Linked DNA regions of Mus musculus: region 1 is linked to region 2. Evidence: chromatin loops called from intact Hi-C (ENCODE). Cell type or tissue: gastrocnemius. All regions are shown on one strand.

What was found. A loop is a pair of places that touch in the nucleus more often than their neighbours do. Peaks named below come from ENCODE experiments on the same cell type or tissue, not always from the same donor. Only the 100,000 strongest peaks of a DNase experiment are listed, where the experiment ranks them.
Region 1: a loop joins it to region 2, with 3 times the contacts of the local background. A loop is called at or near these places in 32 of 42 quality-filtered maps.

The regions. Positions count from the first base shown.
Region 1 is chr4:137,861,244-137,863,743 of GRCm38, forward strand. It overlaps Ece1 (endothelin converting enzyme 1), which reads left to right and starts at 1,037. Exons shown (of 19, transcript NM_001369179.1): 1 at 1,037-1,138. In gastrocnemius, no CTCF peak of the experiment used is centred here; DNase peaks (open chromatin) are centred at 953 and 1,863; H3K4me3 peaks cover 2,500 bases; H3K27ac peaks cover 2,340 bases.
Region 2 is chr4:137,939,839-137,942,338 of GRCm38, forward strand. All of the region lies in intron 8 of Ece1 (endothelin converting enzyme 1), which reads left to right. Among named protein-coding and RNA genes, the nearest start is that of Gm52683, 32 kb to the left of the region's middle. In gastrocnemius, a CTCF peak has its summit at 1,437; DNase peaks (open chromatin) are centred at 391, 868 and 2,127; H3K4me3 peaks cover 497 bases; H3K27ac peaks cover 2,500 bases.

The DNA of each region.
Region 1 (2,500 bases), 79 kb before region 2:
ATCTCTCCAGCCCCAAGACCTATCTTAAAAAACAAAAAACAAACCAGCCACACATTTACCACACAGGACACACTGACCTCTCTACTCACAAACTGAGCCACCTACAACGCTGTGGTAAATCTCTGCCGTGTGTGTGTGTGTGTGTGTGTGTGTGTGTGTGTGTGTGTGTGTGTGTGTCTCAAGCTGCATGCTCGAACACACATGTACACCAAACGGGATTCACTCACCGGCTACTCTTTCACAACAGGGGCACAAAGCCTCTTTCTACTACACCCACATGCGTGCCCAACAGGTCACAAATGCACGGCTCACCCAGTACGTACAGTTTCCTGGTCTTTCTTCCTCTGCACCTGCGCAGCGGGCATAAAGAGAAAGTTTCTCTACTGGAGGTCTAAGTGCCCCCGCCTACTGGGCCTTCATTCCATTCCATTTCTCTTTCCTTCTCCCCTCTCTGAATCGCGCGCCTGCGCTGGTGTACACACACACACACACACACACACACACACACACACACACACTAACAATCCCCAAATATAGTCTTCTATCTTTCCACATAAACACACAGGCATTCGAAACTCATCCCTTCCCCCCCTTTCTGTCTTCTCCTCTCTGCCCTTCTTCCTTCTTGCACACAAACACACCCCACAGCTGCAGTGCCCAGGGTCATACTACAGTGCAGGCACCAGGCAGGAGACAAAGGTCGCCTAGGCTCCCAGAACCCCAACTGGGCGCAGGTGGACCTGACACCGGCTCCGTCTGTCCCTCGAGAGGGTCCCGGCGAGGTGTAGATTAGGCACGCCAAGCTGGAGGTTCGGGCCCGCACCCCTGGACCCACCGGTATCCGGGGCAGCTAGAGTATCCAGCGCTCCAGCATGCCAAGGGTTAAGGAGCCCGCGGAGGTGTGGGGGGGAGTCTAACCGACGCTTCTGATTGGCTGTTTCTTCGGGGCCCGCAGCCCCCGCACTTCTGTATTGGTTCGCGGCGGGCCCCGCCCTCTGGCCTGGGCGCCCCAGCCTCGCGCGCCGCCCCGGCAGCTAGCCCTGAGGTTCGAGCGTAGAGCTCAGCCCAGCGCACTTGGAGCTGGAGCCTTAGCGGGAGGTGCATCCTAAGCCCGGCCGTTCGGAGCCCGGGAGCGACGGTGAGTACTCCCGCAGCCCGCTGTGGCTCCATGCAACCCCGACGGTCCCGACAGCGGGGCGGCGATGGCATCCTGGCTGGTTCCTGGCGAGCTGGGCGTCCCCTTTAGCTGAGGCCCGCGTCCCGCTGTTCACTGGCTTGGACCCGGACAGGAGTTGTGGGGGGTGTCCGGTTCGCGTGGACCTTGGTTCTGGGCTGCTGGGCTGCTCCTGGCGTGGAAGACTCGGGGTCGCGTGCTGGATTTTGGGGAAGAGTTGGTGAGATAGGTTTGGGGTGTGCAAGTCCCTGAGCTGAGCTTGGCTTGGCTTGACTTGGAGACCGTGGGCAGCTAGGCCAGGTCGATTCAGAGACGTCAAGGTTCAGCTGGACTTGAGCTCACACCCCGCATAGTCCGAGTGGCTTTGGGATTCGAGAACATCGTGGGAGACTAGGGCACTTTTCTCCTACACTGATCCTGCAGTGGCTGCCTGGCTCATGGGAAGGGGAGAGATAGCTCAGAGAGGAGGGGATAGTCTGAGGTTCTGAGGGTTATCTGGTGTTCCCAGCATCTCCCAGTAATGAATCCTCAGAGGAGGGCCCAAGTGCTGACTCCCGTGGTCCAAAGCACCACGGTAAAGGGGTCCTTGAGGAAGAGGGCTTCTTTGGGGGCTCAAGCCTCAAGCCTGATATCCATCTAATCCAGATCTGGCTGCTTTTGAGAGCTTCGGAGTGATGAGTTGACTCTCTGGCCTAGAGCCAAGGCCTCCGGTTACCTCTCCATCTCACCCAGGGCCATTTGCTTCTTCTCTCCCTGTGGACCTCTGATTGCCTCTCCTAGAGCCGAGCTCTTGGCGTGTGTACTGGACCCAGGACACCCTGTGTGGCCTGAGGAGATCTGCCTGGGTTCTCTGCCTTTTGGTCCTAGAGACTTGCCTACATCTGTGATGTCCCTTCCATGCCTGAGGGGTTCGCTGAGAAACAGAGGGGCATCATGGAGAGAGCTGAAGATGCTCCAGAGACAGCCTCAGGACCAACCCGTGCCTGGTCAGAAATTAAGTCTCCCTTAGACAGCCCTTTTCTCTCTTACCCACTGGCGTCTTTCCCCTGAGACATCATTGGTCTCTCTGGAGACCGATGACTTAATTCTCCCGCCCCCCCAAGGTGCCCAGAGATCATCTTGGACCCGACTTACCTCCCCCATTAAGAATCTCCCAAGAGCTGGACAGTGGTGGCGCTCACCTTTAATCCCAGCACTTATGAGGCAGAGGCAGGAGGATTTCTGAGTTCGAGGCCAGCCTGGTCTGCAGAGTGAGTTCCAAGACAGCCAGGCCTATACAGAGAAACCCTGTCGCGAACTCATGTCTAGTTTCATGGCCGGGGAATG
Region 2 (2,500 bases):
GGAGGGACACCATGACTGTGTCAGAGTTTCAGTACCATGTTTCTGTAGTCCTCCCCTCTAACTAGTCAGCTGACCTCCTATCCGTCTGTCCCTTCTTCAGAGGGGACACTACGTTTTATGGGTTCCTTCCTTCGGGTGCACAAGGGCTTGCTCTTCCATGCCCAACACCCCCCCATCCCCAGCCAGCCTGCCTGGAGTTGGAAGTAGTAGGAAGTAGTCTGTGTCTCTCTGTTAAAGGCTTTGAGGAAGAGAAGCTGGGCTCTAGGCCTGGGTAAGAAAGGCTAGGGTCACATTCACGTGTAGAGGTTGGCACACTTCAGCTAGGCCCTAAGAGTCCCAGAAGGTGCCACAGCCCACTCAGGCCTCCCGCAGCTGCCAGCTGCCGGCAGGTTCCCAGGGGAAGTGGTGCCCGACCGGTTGTTATGGAGACAGGTAGTCAGTGTCGGGCACCATCTGCCACTGTTTTCCTCTCTGAGGCTAAAAGGTTGACGGAGATGTTGTTTGCATGGCATAATTCAGTTTGCTCCAGCCTTTCAGGTCTTACCATGGTGGCCCCGCAGTAGCCTGATGTTCAAATTGATGCCCGGAGTGGTATAGGGCACAGTAGCCCTTGAGCACGTCATCCAGTGGTCACCAGAGACACCTTCCTCCTCTCCCCCGAACTTTTGAGTTATTCTTCCATAGAATAAGGGAGAAGAAAGACAACTGGTTCTGCATACCCACTGCTCCGAGGTGCTCGAGTGGGAGAGCTCCTTTAGAGGAGCAGCCTACCAGGGCTAACCTGGGCTTGAGCTCAGAACATGGCACTGCCCTACTCCATCTCAAGCTGTGTGGTCTGAGGCAGGTCACATGACTCAGCCCCTTGAGTCTCAGTCTCCTGGACTAAGCCTCTCTCCTCCTCACTGGCCCCCCTGGCGTGATGAGGCACAGAGGAGTAAGTAGGGAAAATGTTAATGCTCGTTTCTGTGACCTGCCGTGCTACCTGGGTCCCCAGCACTAAAATAATGACAGTTAATTTAGCAGACTATCTTCTCTGATAGCTGAAGACTGATTTTATTCCCACCGCCAGCTAGCCTGGCCGCCTTAACCAGATGGCTCCAGGCTAGCCCAGAGCAGAGGCTGAGTTTAATGAATCACACATCCAGCATTGCCTCTCCAGACACTGGTTCCTTCCTCCGTAGGAGCTTCCGGGTCAAAGGTCATTGGGGAGTAAGCGTCCCCCTCTGCCTGTTTCCTCATGGGATGGGGTCTTAGGGTGTCTGCTCTTTGTTCTGTTTTTACTTCCGGGGTTGGGAACTGAACCCAGAGCCCTACCTACATCTAGGCGATTGGTCTAACACCGAGCTATGGCCCAGTCTCAGCCCTTTGTTTTTTAAAGATTTGTTTTTATTATTTTTAAATTGTGTGTATATGTGTATGTCCCCTGTGTGTGCACACATGCAATTGCTCAAAGAGTCCAGAAGGGGTAGTTGGATCCCCTTGAGCTGAAGTTACGCACAGCTGTTAGCCTGACATGCGCACTGTGAACCAAACTTGGGTCGTCTACGAAAGGAGCCCGGGTGCTGTTTCCCACTGAGACACCTCTCCAGACCTGTATATTTATATAGCTAGCACCGGCTGGCCTCAGATTACACAGCCTGGAACTTTCGGTGTAGACCAGACTGACCTTAAACACAGACATCTACCTGGTTCTGCCTCCCAGGTACCATGTGCCATGGTGTCCAGCTATACAAAGTGCTTTGATCAAATTCTCCTCTCCTCTCCCTAGCCCCTCCCATATCCACCTCTCCTCTTCCCAGCCCCTCTCATATCCACCTCTCCTCTCCCTAGCCCCTCCTATATCCACTTCTCCTCTCCCTAGCCCCTCCCATATCTACCTTTCACCTACACCAACCTAGAGCCATCTTTTTATTTTATTTTTTTTAAATAACCCACCAAGTTCAGTTTGTGTTGCCCATGGACTCGTAGGTGTGGACTGTCTACTGGAGCACGGTCGACCTACTAAGGATGAAAGCCTTAAAGGAAACTGACTCCTTCTCCCCTAGGCTATCAACTGTCAGTCATCCCAGCTAGGGGTGGGGCTTGGGAGCCCCTCCCTCTGTGCCGGAGTGTTGACCGCCTTGATCTTGCTCAGGCAGCCACAACTGCAGTGAGGCCCTGAGTCCAGTGTTCTAACTGTCCCAGAAGACACTCTTTTGGCCCCTGCACGAGCTCATGCCATGAAGAGAGCCTACCTAAGATCGATGTGTATATGAGCCCCTCAGCCTTGGTCATTTTGAGACAGGGTCTTACATAACACAGACAGGCCTGAAAGCTCATGATCTTCCTGTCTCTGTCTCCCCAGCGCCAGGGCTTCCCAAGCCTCTCTGAGTTGGTTGGTACTCAGCAGGGCTCCTTGGCTTCAAGTGTGGAAAATAGAATTTCTGAGTGTCCTCAGGGGGACTGAGTCACGGCAGAGTGGCCCAGTTGACTAAAACAGCCGTCGCTATGGAAACATGTT